Linked DNA regions of Homo sapiens: region 2 is linked to region 1. Evidence: chromatin contacts called from ENCODE Hi-C data. All regions are on one chromosome and are shown on one strand. The core of a region is the stretch at or near the end of the contact, and the rest is flanking DNA. Distances in the headings are between cores, read along the strand shown. Region 1 holds the start of OR5I1 (olfactory receptor family 5 subfamily I member 1). Region 2 holds the start of OR5F1 (olfactory receptor family 5 subfamily F member 1).

Region 1 (6,852 bases), core at 1,981-4,480:
TGTGTTTACTGAGATGACCTTGCCATTGTCCTGATACATTTTGGTACCAGGTGTTATAAAGTCCTCTGTCTTGTCAGAAAACATCTGGTGATACTAAGCTCTACAGAAGCTTTCAATGCCACAAAAATAATTCATTAATTTTCAGTACTAGTAATCATAAATAATATTTTTAGAGTTTCCATGTGGTTTTTGAGAAATTTAAATGGCAGTAGTTACAGTTTTAAATATTTGAACTATTTGTAAAGAACCTCCACAATAAAGACGGTCCTTTGTAGAATGCCAAGTGTTAAAAACAACCTCCTCGATATTACTGAAAATGAAAATTACCTCTTCAAATTAACACAACAGCATTTCCATGAAAATTATGAATGTGTTTCTAGAGAAAATATTTACATTGGCAATAAGCCTAGTAACTATTCTCTAGGAGTCTCTCAGAAATTAACATGCTTGGAATCCTTCAATTACTAGGTCCCCAGTGACATAAGAATTCATGTAAAAGCCCTTGGTTGTATTGGTGAAATTATTCCCTTAAGCAACTTGCAACAGTTCCTTCCTCAGTAAGTAGCTTCTGCGGTTATTGGACTGGCTTTAATCGTGCAAAAAAAAAAAAAATCAACTTTTGTTGGTCTGAGAGCAAGAACCACTGATTTGAGTACAAATAGTTTTGAAAGTACATTTATCATTCAATATTGTACTGACAAGGTAATCTATCTTTTATCACCCTTTCTGATATAGCTTCCACAGGGTCTAAAATGTCTTTTGTTTAAATAAGCCTTTTGTTACTGATAGGAGAACCAAAGCATATCTACCTACCTTATAACTTGAATTAACTTATTTTATAACATAAGATTGTTTTGTTATGTTTGGAAAGAACTTATTGAATCATAGTATGTTAGTAAGATTTATTTGTTAATTCCCTTTTAAAAAGAAGAATCCAAGAATCACTGTCTTTTCCTACCACTATCCTCATGCCTCTTCTCTTCCTTTTAATATTTCTCTAAATAGAATTTTTTGACTATCAGAAGGAATGACCAATGTGAAGTTGCCAAGAATACATGCCCCACATTTTTGGGAAGTATGCGAACCATAGAATGGTCATACTGTTAATATTCTCCCCGTCCTCATGCTTGCTTTCATGGGCTTTGATTTCATACACCCCTGAGTTTGAATTGCACTGGTCAACTACATGTTGAATGACCTTGAGATACTATCCTAAGCATTAATGTTCTCATCCAAAATATGGAGCTAATAAAAAGAATCCTGTTTATAGAGAACCAGTGTATCATGTGGCTTTGGAGTCAGAATTTTGGGTTCTAATCCTGTTTCCATCACATCCTAAATCTCAAATTCTCTCTTTCTTAGTTTCCTTCATCTGTAAGAAAAAGATCATAATGATAGTAACTCCATGGTAATTTTGTTAGTTTTTTGGTGACAATTAAATGAGTTATAGGTGAAGTGTTAAGAATATTGCATTACACATAGTAAGCATTATACAGGTGACAATTATTGTTAGTAAAATTTGACAGGTAGCTCTAGTCATAATCTAAGAATAAAATGGCAGCGTGGCAATCAAAACTAATTTTTGATGTTATCTACTGTATGTCAGTCTCCCTAAAGAATGACACATGGAAAGATAAGTAGGTAGATAAAGGGACAGAAAGGGGGGGCAGAACATTTTCCCTATTTAATCCATACAGAAACACTATGAGATATTTATTATCATTGTTGTAGTATAGATTAGGATAATTTATATTAAGTGGCACAAGGTCACACAGCCCCCATGCAGCCAAGATGGGCATCTAATCAAATTCCTCCTAAATCGAAGTGATGTCTTATATTGTCTAAATACCTTGACTATTTTCAAACAAGCAAAATGAGAATAACCACTGTCCTGCTGTAGTGCTGCATCTCATTCACACGCTTTGAGGTGATAACATAAGGCAGCACTTTGAGCACGTGATTAACCCTTCTGATTATCAATAGGCTTCTCAGTGTTTATGTCATTGGGTAGTTTTATTGCTTACATGAGATAAATAAATTGTCTTTAGCACTGTCATTGTCATAATATCTATTATGTAAATGAGGCAGTGACTCAAATATTTTTAATTCCCATCTTGGCCCTCTCAACATGAACTTTAGAGATTGATGCTTTGCTTGCTTTTTTTTGTTGTTGTTTTGTTTTTTACGTATTTCCAAGTCTATCCTTCATGGTCAAAATCAAATTATTTGTACTTCAAAGTCAAGTTAAAAATTTTTATAATTCTGTAAGTATTTTGAGACCTCAGAAGCAGTGTTTAACAGATTTTTCTGACTCAACACTTTGTATTATACTACCATAACAATAAATGCAACAATTGTTCTTTACTTATAAAATTTAATCAGTGATGATGCCATATATAGTAATGTTATTTAATTGCAAGTTAACATATAACTAAATGTTTTGCTGACTGTACTTGGTCAGTCCACTAATGTTTAATGAGCATTTCCAGGAAGCCAAGGAGTTCGATAAATGCCAGAAGTATTGAAACAAGTAGTTAACTAATTTTATCAGCTTAGTTTAGTATGTGAACAGGGTTTATGGAATTACACTAAGCTCTTTTCTGTCAAAAATATCCTCAGAGCTGGTATTTACTGACATTTGTTTTTATTTCGCTAAAGCTTCTGCTTTACAGTAAAAAAAAAATTAGCCGGCATATTTCATCACACCACTCTATTTACTCAGTCAAGAGACACAGCATACCGGTATCTATCAAATCCTGAAAACAAGAAGCAGATGTTCTAAAATTCTTATTCAAAGGAACACTCTATAAGTCAGTCCATTTTTAATAATATACATATTTTCTTTACTTAATGTGATCATCAGTCTGTTCATTAATTTATTACTTTTTTAATACTCTGGGCCAGTAATTGTTTAATATTTTGGGTGCAAAATGGTAAGCCAAATCAGACATGATCCATGCACATAGGAAGTCAACTGTTCAATGGAAGAAATAGTAATCAAATAAAATATAACCTGCAACCATGAAATATGATATTACTAAATTCTGAAATATATTTCTCAGAGTTTATAGTTCAAAAAAGTTTGAGCTTGCTTTCTTTATCTTATTGCCATTTATTTATTTTTAAACAATAAAATAACTTTATAATTACATCTAATTATTTTTCTTTTTTCATCATTATAGCATTGTAGGGTATTAGAAATTCTCATAAAAGGAAAACAACACAGAAGATGGAATTTACAGATAGAAACTACACGTTGGTCACTGAGTTTATTCTATTAGGTTTTCCAACTCGCCCTGAACTGCAGATTGTCCTGTTCCTCATGTTTCTGACATTGTATGCTATAATTCTGATAGGGAACATTGGATTGATGCTGTTGATCAGGATTGATCCTCACCTTCAAACCCCCATGTATTTTTTCCTTAGCAACCTATCATTTGTAGACCTTTGCTATTTCTCAGACATTGTTCCCAAAATGCTGGTCAATTTCCTCTCGGAGAACAAATCTATTTCCTATTATGGGTGTGCCCTGCAGTTTTATTTTTTCTGTACTTTTGCAGATACAGAATCCTTCATCCTGGCCGCCATGGCCTATGATCGCTATGTCGCCATCTGTAACCCTTTATTGTACACAGTTGTGATGTCTAGGGGCATCTGTATGCGGTTGATTGTCTTGTCATACCTTGGAGGCAACATGAGTTCCCTGGTTCACACATCCTTTGCCTTTATTCTGAAATATTGTGACAAAAATGTTATTAATCATTTTTTCTGTGACCTCCCTCCCCTGCTTAAACTATCCTGCACTGACACAACAATTAATGAGTGGCTCCTCTCCACATACGGCAGCTCAGTGGAAATCATTTGTTTTATCATCATCATCATCTCCTACTTTTTCATTCTTCTCTCAGTCTTAAAGATCCGCTCTTTCAGTGGGAGGAAGAAGACCTTTTCTACATGCGCCTCTCACCTGACTTCAGTGACGATCTACCAAGGGACTCTCCTCTTTATTTACTCACGGCCCAGCTACCTGTATTCTCCAAACACTGATAAAATTATCTCAGTGTTCTACACCATTTTCATTCCAGTGCTGAATCCGTTGATTTATAGTTTGAGAAATAAAGATGTAAAGGATGCAGCTGAGAAAGTTCTAAGATCAAAGGTAGATTCTTCATGAGATAAAGCATCTCAAGATACATCTAATTTCTCAATCACATACTGTAATTGGGAACTTACAACAACCTTACCTGTACACACACACAACCTCTCACACTAGGGATTTTATCAAGCACTTTGTTTAATGCAGCCAAATGAATTTCATAGTCCTAAAATATTTTTAAAATCATTTAAAAGTTTCAAAGTTCCTGCTAAATGCTAGTTATACTACTTTTCAGTTATTACTAGCTTGAGATTTATGCTAAAATCAATTTCATCAAGCCATCTTAAGGGATATAGTAAATATTTCAGAAAAGTATGCATGCATGTACATGTGCGTATCTATCTGTAGAATATCTCAGTTATAAGTGTAGATTACTGGATAACTGGATAAGAAAATAAGTCAGATTGCTTTGATTTATATGCCAGATCTATACTTGGCTAGTGAGTGGCATATTGAATGAGTTGCTTAATTTTTCTATGCCTCATTTATCTGTAAAATGGGATGAATATTGCACATATGCTATTGATTGTTTGATGGTGAACAGAGTTAATACAGTTAAGAGCTGAGAATAGTGCCTGGACATTATATACACTTACATGTTTGTTATAAGATATGTTTTTATAATATCTCACACTAATTAAAATGCATGTAATAAAATAAGATGATAGAGGCTAGAATGTTAGAAAAGCAATCATAAAAAGCCAAATAATATTTTTTAAAATGCAGGTGATAACATGTTGATAACTTTCTACATCCAATGTATCATAAAGCAATTTGGAAACATTTTCTTAGTGGCTTGAGCAATATAGGTTAATTGCAATGCAAAATATTTGTTTTACTATCTCTTGTTTTTAAATACACCAATGTGTTACTGAATGTGAGGAACGTTCTTTGCTGGAATCTCAGAAAAAGAATACTATCTCTAATTTATTACACTATCGTAATTGTATCCTCATAGGGAGATCAATCCAGTACTGTGGTAGAAAACCATGCATGAAATGTGTGTTTGAAAATTCTAATTGAAGGATGTGTAGAAGTATGTGTATTATTACAAAATGTATTTCTGTAACTAATATTGTGTGCTGCAAATCATTATTATGTATGATAACTGTTTACAAGCTATGAAATGGAAATATGAAAGTTTACAGTTATGCAAGCATGTATCATTTTATTTCATTTCACAGATATTGTTTTTTTCTTCACAAATTAAAAGTTCAGGACCACACTGTGTTAAGCAAGTCTACTGGCACCAGTTTTCCAACATTATGTTCTCATATCATGTCTCTGTGTCACATTTTGGTAATTCTTACAATGTCTCAATCTTTACATTATTATTTTATCTATTGTGAAGATCTGTGATCAGTGATCTTTGATGTTACTATTATCATTATTTAGGGGCACAATGGACTGTACCCATAAAAGACAGTGAACTTAATTGATAAATGTTATATACATTCTGACTGCTCTGCCAACTGACCTTCTGGCTCTCTCCCTTTCCTTTGGCCTCCCTATTTCCTGAGACACAACTATATCAAAAGTAGACAAGTTGCAATTAACCTTGCAACGGCCTTTAAATGTTCAAGCAAAAGGAAGTATTGCACATCTCTCACATTAAATAAAGAGTTAGAAATAACGAAGCTTAGTGAGGAAAGCATGGCAAAAGACAAGTTAGGCTGAAAACCTGTGCCAGGATAACTGCCACATTGTGAATAGAAAGATAAATTCTTGAAGGAAATTTAAAATGCCACTTCAGTGAACATGAGTGATAAGAAATAAAACACTCTTATTGCTGATATGGGGAAAATTTCAGTGGTCTGGCTTGAAGATCAAAACAACCACAACAATCCATTAATCCAAAACCTAATCCAGAGCAAAGCCCTAACTCTCTTCAATTCTGTGAAGGCTGAGAGAGGTGAGGACACCATAGAAGAAATAATTTAAGCTATCAGAGGTTGATTCCTGTGGTTTAAGGACATAAGCCATCTCCGTAACATAAAAGCACAAAGTGAAACAGCAAGAGCTGATGCAGAAGCTACAGTAAGTTATCCATAAGATCCAGCTAAGTTAATTGATGAAGGCTGCACTAAACAACATCCTTTCAATATAGAGGAAACAACCTTATATTGGAAGATATCACCTAAGACCTTTATAGCTAGAGAGAAGTCAATGACTGGCATAAAACCTTCACAGAACAGGCTGATCTCTTTTTAGAGGAAACTGCAACTTTAAGTTGATGCCAATGCTCATTTACCCCTCTAAAAATCCTAGGGTTCTTAAAAATTATGGTAAATCTTTTTTGTCCATGCTTTATAAGTATAATACCAAAGCCTGGATGATAGCACATATGCTTATAGCATGAGTCACTGAATATTTTAAGCCCATTGTTGAGATCTGCTACTCAGAAAGAAAAAGATTCCCTTCAAAATTTTACTGTTGTTTGACTGTGAACTTGGTCACTCATCAGCTCTGATGGAGGTGCTCAAGATTAATATTCTTTTCATACCTATTAAGGCAACATCTACTATGCAGCCTGTGGATCAAGGAGTAATTTTGAATTTCAAGTATTATTATTTAAGAAATACAGCCTGTAAGGCTAGAGCTGCCATAGCTTGTGATTCCTCTGATAGATCTAAGAAAATTAAACCAATAACCTGGAAATAATTCATCATTCTAGAAGCCATTAAGAACATTCATGA
Region 2 (6,852 bases), core at 2,043-4,542, 58 kb before region 1:
ATTTGACCCAGCCATCCCATTACTGGGTATATACCCAAAGGATTATAAATCATGCTGTTATAAAGACACATGCACACGTATGTTTATTACGGCACTATTCACAACAGCAAAGACTTGTAACCAACCCAAATGTCCAACAATGATAGACTGGATTAAGAAAATGTGTCACATATACACCATGGAATACTATGCAGCCATAAAAAAGGATGAGTTCATGTCCTTTGTAGGGACATGGATGAAGCTGGAAACTATCATTCTCAGCAAACTATCGCAAGGACAAAAAACCAAACACTGCATGTTCTCACTCCTAGGTGGGAATTGAACAATGAGAACACATGGACACAGGAAGGGGAACATCACACACCGGGGACTGTTGTGGGGTTGGGGAGAGGGGAGGGATAGCATTAGGAGATATACCTAATGCTAAATGACGAGTTAATGGGTGCAGCACACCAACATGGCACATGTATACATATGTAACAAACCTGCACGTTGTGCACATGTACCCTAAAACTTAAAGTATAATAATAATTTAAAAAAAGAAAAAAAATGAAAGTTTTTTGTAGGAAAGCTATACCACAATGGCTTTAAGAAATTAATGGTTTCTAAGGCCGTATTGTCCCCATTTAAACATTCATGAATTAAAGTATTTTTATTCATTGTTCTTTCTGCTTCTTCCTGAATAAACTCCTTTCAAAACTTTAAATTAAAACTTCCAGTTCATTCTACTTTTTCAGTCTTTGCTTTTTTAAGGTTTGATAACATCAATCTCTTCTTTTTTCATAGTATTATCTTCTCTCCTTGATTCTAACAAAATTCATGAATTGAGAATATATTGTTTTTCCTCCATCTCTTTCAATTCACAGTTGAGTTTCTCCAGTAAAAATTATTTCACATACTTTCATTCCTTAAGTTATGTATTCTTACATACATAAGCAGATAAATATTGAAAATATAATAGGTAATAATCAATCATGGCATAGGTCTTGATGGCATTGTATTAGTCCATTCTCACACTGCTAATAAAGATGTACCTAAGATGGGGTAATTTATAAAGGAAAGAAGTTCAATTGAATCACAGTTAAGCATGGCTGGAGAGGCCTCAGGGAACTTACAATCATGGCAGAAGGGGAAGCAAACATATTCTTCTTCACATGGCAGCAGCAAGGAGAAGTAGAATGAGCAACAGAGTGAAAAGTCCCTTATAAAACCATCAGATCTCATGGGAACTCACTCACTATCACAAAAGAACAGCATTAGGGTAACCACTCCCATGATTCAATTACCTCCCATGGTGTCCCTCCTATGACATGTGAGGATTATGGAAACTACAATTCAAGATGAGATTTGGGTAGGGACACAGCCAAACCATATCAGACATGATGGTGAGATCTTTAAAAGTCAACTTTTTAACAAATTTCTTGCATTATGTTAGAGGCCTCCCTTTAGATGCTGATGTCTCCTACGTGCTTTGAAGATTGGAGGATTAGATTCACTATGAGATATACATACACACACGCTACATATACACATACACGTAAACATACACACATATATATACACATATAAGCTAAAATGGAGCATGATAGGAAATAGCGAGCTAGGTATTAGTTCTTTATGTTGAAGATTGTGTTCAAGTTTATTCCTCTACTTACCAACAGTTTATCTTTGGGGAAGTTGTTTAACAGATTAAAGCCTTACTTTTTTCATCTATAAAATGTGCGAATAATAATGTCAACCTGAAAGACTGGTTGAGAGAAGTAATTGAGAATTTAAACAAAATAATTAACATAGCAATTGCTGCATTATGAGTTCCCTATGCAAATAGACTCTCTTTGCATTTGAATACCCAATGTAGTATATTTTACGTTGTCTTCTTTTTGAATTTAGATCTAGAAAATCTATAGCTTCATGTCTTTGCAGGATAAGAATCACAAATAGTAACGGCAAAAACCAACACAATTTCAAAATCATAAATATATAATAATTTTTAAATCTATTGTGCTATTTGCTCAGGTTATAGGATTTCTTTAAAAATCATACAATAGATATTTATTAACTACCCTTTCTCACTACCTTTATACAGGAAAATAGCTGAATTTTAAGTCACACCGAAAAAAAGAGGGGTGCACCCACATACTAAAATGGCACAGGGGGAGAACGATAGTTTAGTCACGCACTTAGAATAAGCTAAAAATACAGACACAGAGAGAGTCAGTGTAGATAGACAATTATTTTCCAGAGGTCACAAACCACTTTATGATGTAAGACTTTCATAATGTCTGATTCCATACATCTCTATGTGATCATATTATATTTAATATTGTTTTGAGACAGAGCTCCTGCCTGTAGAGAATTGACTCTGCAATTAATAGCTATAATCTACTCCCCATGGTTACCCTGTCTTCTTGGAGAAAAACAAAATACAAGTGCAGTAACAAGTATTTAATCATAAGGCATCTTAAGATTTTACCAATAGATAATTCAATTTTCCACTGCATTTTTTAAATTAAATTTTCTTCTTTTATTTTTAAGCTCCAACTAAGAACCTCTGATAAAAAAAAAATAATAGTTACTTACTTAGGTAAGTAGCCATCTGGGGAGGAAGTTTTAAAGATTTGGTAATGTTATTAAGTAAGGTGGATAGGTACCCTGTCGGCTGCTTCTTGGAATTAACTTGATAATGGACATTGTAGTATAACAATCATTTGGTTTACTTTTAAAACATCACTAAATTATTTTTAAGGATACAATAGATGTGAAAATATTGATTATTTGAAATGGTCACTCTTTTTGCTGCTTAGGGCTACACATAAGCCATTCTCAAGAGATAAAGTATGAATTTTGGAGTTGAAGAATGTACAGAGTGATTTTGAGAAAATTAAAAAAGAATGCATTGAGTTAAATTCACATACCTGCTCTGAGAATGGGAGAAATTTTAGCAAGAATATTTTTATTATTTTACATTTTGGATGTGGGCTAGTATAGAAACAATAGAACAAAGTATTTGTATTCACAGAAATAGAGTATGTGGACTTCAGCCAGTGATTTGAGAAGCCTACAACTCCAATTCAATACAATCAATTGTTTATTACATGTAAATGCTTACCCATGGGTCCTCTAATATTCCTCTTACTTCAGTAATTATGACATATTATTCTGGGTTTTTGTTTATTTATTTGCCATATGTGACTGTCCTATTAACACTTCTTTTTTTTTTTTTTTGTAAACTTTTAGAGAGGAAAATATGTGCAACTAATACAAAGTTTACACAAAATATATTTCTCATAAATGACCAGAAAAAATTATACCTCACTGACTGAGTTCGTCCTATTGGGATTAGCAGACACGCTGGAGCTACAGATTATCCTCTTTTTGTTTTTTCTTGTGATTTATACACTTACAGTACTGGGAAATCTCGGGATGATCCTCTTAATCAGGATCGATTCCCAGCTTCACACACCCATGTATTTCTTCCTGGCTAACCTGTCCTTTGTGGACGTTTGTAACTCAACTACCATCACCCCAAAGATGCTGGCAGATTTATTATCAGAGAAGAAAACCATCTCTTTTGCTGGCTGCTTCCTACAGATGTACTTCTTTATCTCCCTGGCGACAACCGAATGCATCCTCTTTGGGTTAATGGCCTATGACAGGTATGCGGCCATATGTCGCCCGCTGCTTTACTCCTTGATCATGTCCAGGACCGTCTACCTAAAAATGGCAGCCGGGGCTTTTGCTGCAGGGTTGCTGAACTTCATGGTCAACACAAGCCATGTCAGCAGCTTGTCATTCTGTGACTCCAATGTCATCCATCACTTCTTCTGTGACAGTCCCCCACTTTTCAAGCTCTCTTGTTCTGACACAATCCTGAAAGAAAGCATAAGTTCTATTTTGGCTGGTGTGAATATTGTGGGGACTCTGCTTGTCATCCTCTCCTCCTACTCCTACGTTCTCTTCTCCATTTTTTCTATGCATTCGGGGGAGGGGAGGCACAGAGCTTTCTCCACGTGTGCCTCTCACCTGACAGCCATAATTCTGTTCTATGCCACCTGCATCTATACTTACCTGAGACCTAGTTCCAGCTACTCCCTGAATCAGGACAAAGTGGCTTCTGTGTTCTACACAGTGGTGATTCCCATGTTGAATCCTCTGATCTACAGCCTCAGGAGTAAGGAAGTAAAGAAGGCTTTAGCGAATGTAATTAGCAGGAAAAGGACCTCTTCCTTTCTGTGATTGTTTGGCTAAAAATCTCAACTAAAGAGCATATTTTAGTTACTTTCAAAGTCTAGTTTATATCTACATTTTTTTATTAGAATATTTTCTCAGTAAACACATTCTGTTAATAGTTGTATCCAGTTAGGGATAAAGAAAGTTACCAAACTGATTCAAGATCATGGCATGTTGACTTTACTATGATTCTATATATCTTTGTTAGGTTCTCCAAAATAATGAATATTTTTAAATGAAATTTCATCTAGAAATCAAATGGAATATATGTTCACAGACCAAAGCCACAATGATACATGAAACTGGAAATATAAAATAATTTCTATTATCCATTCTTTTTTTCTTATGCATTATTTTTCACCATTTATGATTTTTAAGGGATTGTTAAATATCACATAGGTGAGAAATGCTATAAGTTTAATATATATTTCTCCTTTGTATTCACTGAACTACTTCTTGGGGGAATAAAATCAAATTTTAGGACTATAGTTTTAATAGGAATTCTAAACTCTGCTTTTTTTACCTCCTCTCTCTCTCTCTCTCTCTCTGCCTGTCTGTCTTTCTCTCTCTCTCTCTCACACACACACACACACACACACACATGCATGAGTGTATTTAAAGAATGTGAGAGTTTCTGCAAAAATGTGCTATCAAGAAAACTCTAATTAGTATGCATCAATTACAGCTATTCTTTTATTCTCTTTCATTCTGCTCCAAATTTTCTAGCCCTGTCCCTCCCTCTTTCCTTGAGACAGACACACATTCAGAAAGACACATGCACACATGTTCAAGTGCTGCAAAGATTTTAATCATTGCATAGTTGCAAGTGATAGATTAATATTCGGTGAATGAATCTGACAAATATTCTTCAAAATAAGTTCTTGGAATTTCCGTTCACAAAAGTCTTTTCTCAATTGCAATGACGTATTAATTGAAAATGGTATTTGTATTAAATGTAGGCATTAATAATGTGGAGATAAACAGGAAGTTGCCTTGGTAGAACTCTGAAAGAAGCTGAGTTGGGGCTGTGACTTGGTAAGGAGACAGACACTTTTATGGAGGGAAATTCCCCATGGCTCTTGCTCTTGACCTTGTCAGTGAATTTGCACCTGATAGAAGTGGCGATGTTCACATCATCTGGGATGTGGGCACAGCAGACACTATGGCCTGTCACAAAATGTTGCCCAACTCCACCATCTTATTTCCCTCAATGGTTCATTTGGGTGAATTTGGCCAGATAGATGTTCATGAATAATTTGGTGTTGTCTATGCACCTACAGATTATTCTCTCACCTTACTGGACCACAGTGGTTACCGGGCCCTGGAGCCCTGTCCACTAAGCAGCTCACCTATGGTTTCCATACCAGCTGACCGCTGTATTATCTCTGCCTCCCCTGTACTGGTATGATTTAATGGAATTACATATGGGACTAAAATATTGTACAAGTAAATGCTTATATTTCTTTTGATGTAGAACTTAGAAACAATGTTTGGGAGATGAAATCCAGTTATTTTGAGATTCGGAGCTTTAGACGTGTTTTGAGCTATGCTCCCTACCCTCTAATTCAAGTCTCTTATGTCTAAACTCACAAAGTCTACAAATATTTTAAAATCAAGAGCTCTTATCACTTGGTGATTTTGCTTAGTTTTTAATTCATTGAATGTGTACTTTTTTTTTTTTAATTAAAGTTTTAGGGTACATGTGCACATTGTGCAGGTTAGTTACATATGTATACATGTGCCATGCTGGTGCGCTGCACCCACTAACTCGTTGTCTAGCATTAGGTATATCTCCCAATGCTGTCCCTCCCACCTCCCCCCTCCCCCTAGCCCACAACAGTCCCCAGAGTGTGATATTCCCCTTCCTGTGTCCATGTGATTTCATTGTTCAATTCCCACCTATGAGTGAGAATATGCGGTGTTCAGTTTTTTGTTCTTGCGATAGTTTACTGAGAATGATGACTTCCAATTTCATCCATGTCCCTACAAAGGACATGAACTCATCATTTTTTATGGCTGCATAGTATTCCATGGTGTATATGTGCCACATTTTCTTAATCCAGTCTATCGTTGTTGGACATTTGGGTTGGTTCCAAGTCTTTGCTATTGTGAATAATGCCGCAATAAACATACGTGTGCATGTGTCTTTATAGCAGCATGATTTTACCCAGTAATGGGATGACTGCGTCAAATGGTACTTCCAGTTCTAGATCCCTGAGGAATCGCCACACTGACTTCCACAATGGTTGAACTAGTTTACAGTCCCACCAACAGTGTAAAAGTGCTCCTATTTCTGCACATCCTCTCCAGCACCTGTTGTTTCCTGACTTTTTAATGATTGCCATTCTAACTGGTGTGAGATGGTATCTCATAGTGGTTTTGATTTGCATTTCTCTGATGGCCAGTGATGATGAGCATTTTTTCATATGTTGTTTGGCTGCATAAATGTCTTCTTTTGAGAAGTGTCTGTTCATGTCCTTCACCCACTTTTTGATGGCGTTGTTTGTTTTTTTCTTGTAAATTTGTTTGAGTTCATTGTAGATTCTGGATATTAGCCCTTTGTCAGATGAGTAGGTTGCGAAAATTTTCTCCCATTTTGTAGGTTGCCTGTTCCCTCTGATG

Evidence for each region. Hi-C counts contacts between places; a loop is a spot of excess contacts on that map.
Region 2: a loop to region 1 is called in a map of CD8-positive, alpha-beta T cell, with 4 times the contacts of the local background. The contact joins the promoter of OR5F1 here to the promoter of OR5I1 in region 1. A Hi-C loop is called at or near these places in 1 of 168 maps with a recorded cell type or tissue (CD8-positive, alpha-beta T cell).

Annotation. Positions count from the first base shown.
Region 1 is chr11:55,932,778-55,939,629 of GRCh38, reverse strand. OR5I1 (olfactory receptor family 5 subfamily I member 1) reads left to right here and starts at 3,230. Exons shown (of 1, transcript NM_006637.1): 1 at 3,230-4,174. The coding sequence starts at 3,230. The coding sequence ends at 4,174.
Region 2 is chr11:55,991,065-55,997,916 of GRCh38, reverse strand. OR5F1 (olfactory receptor family 5 subfamily F member 1) reads left to right here and starts at 3,292. Exons shown (of 1, transcript NM_003697.1): 1 at 3,292-4,236. The coding sequence starts at 3,292. The coding sequence ends at 4,236. RefSeq lists a silencer at 5,835-5,977.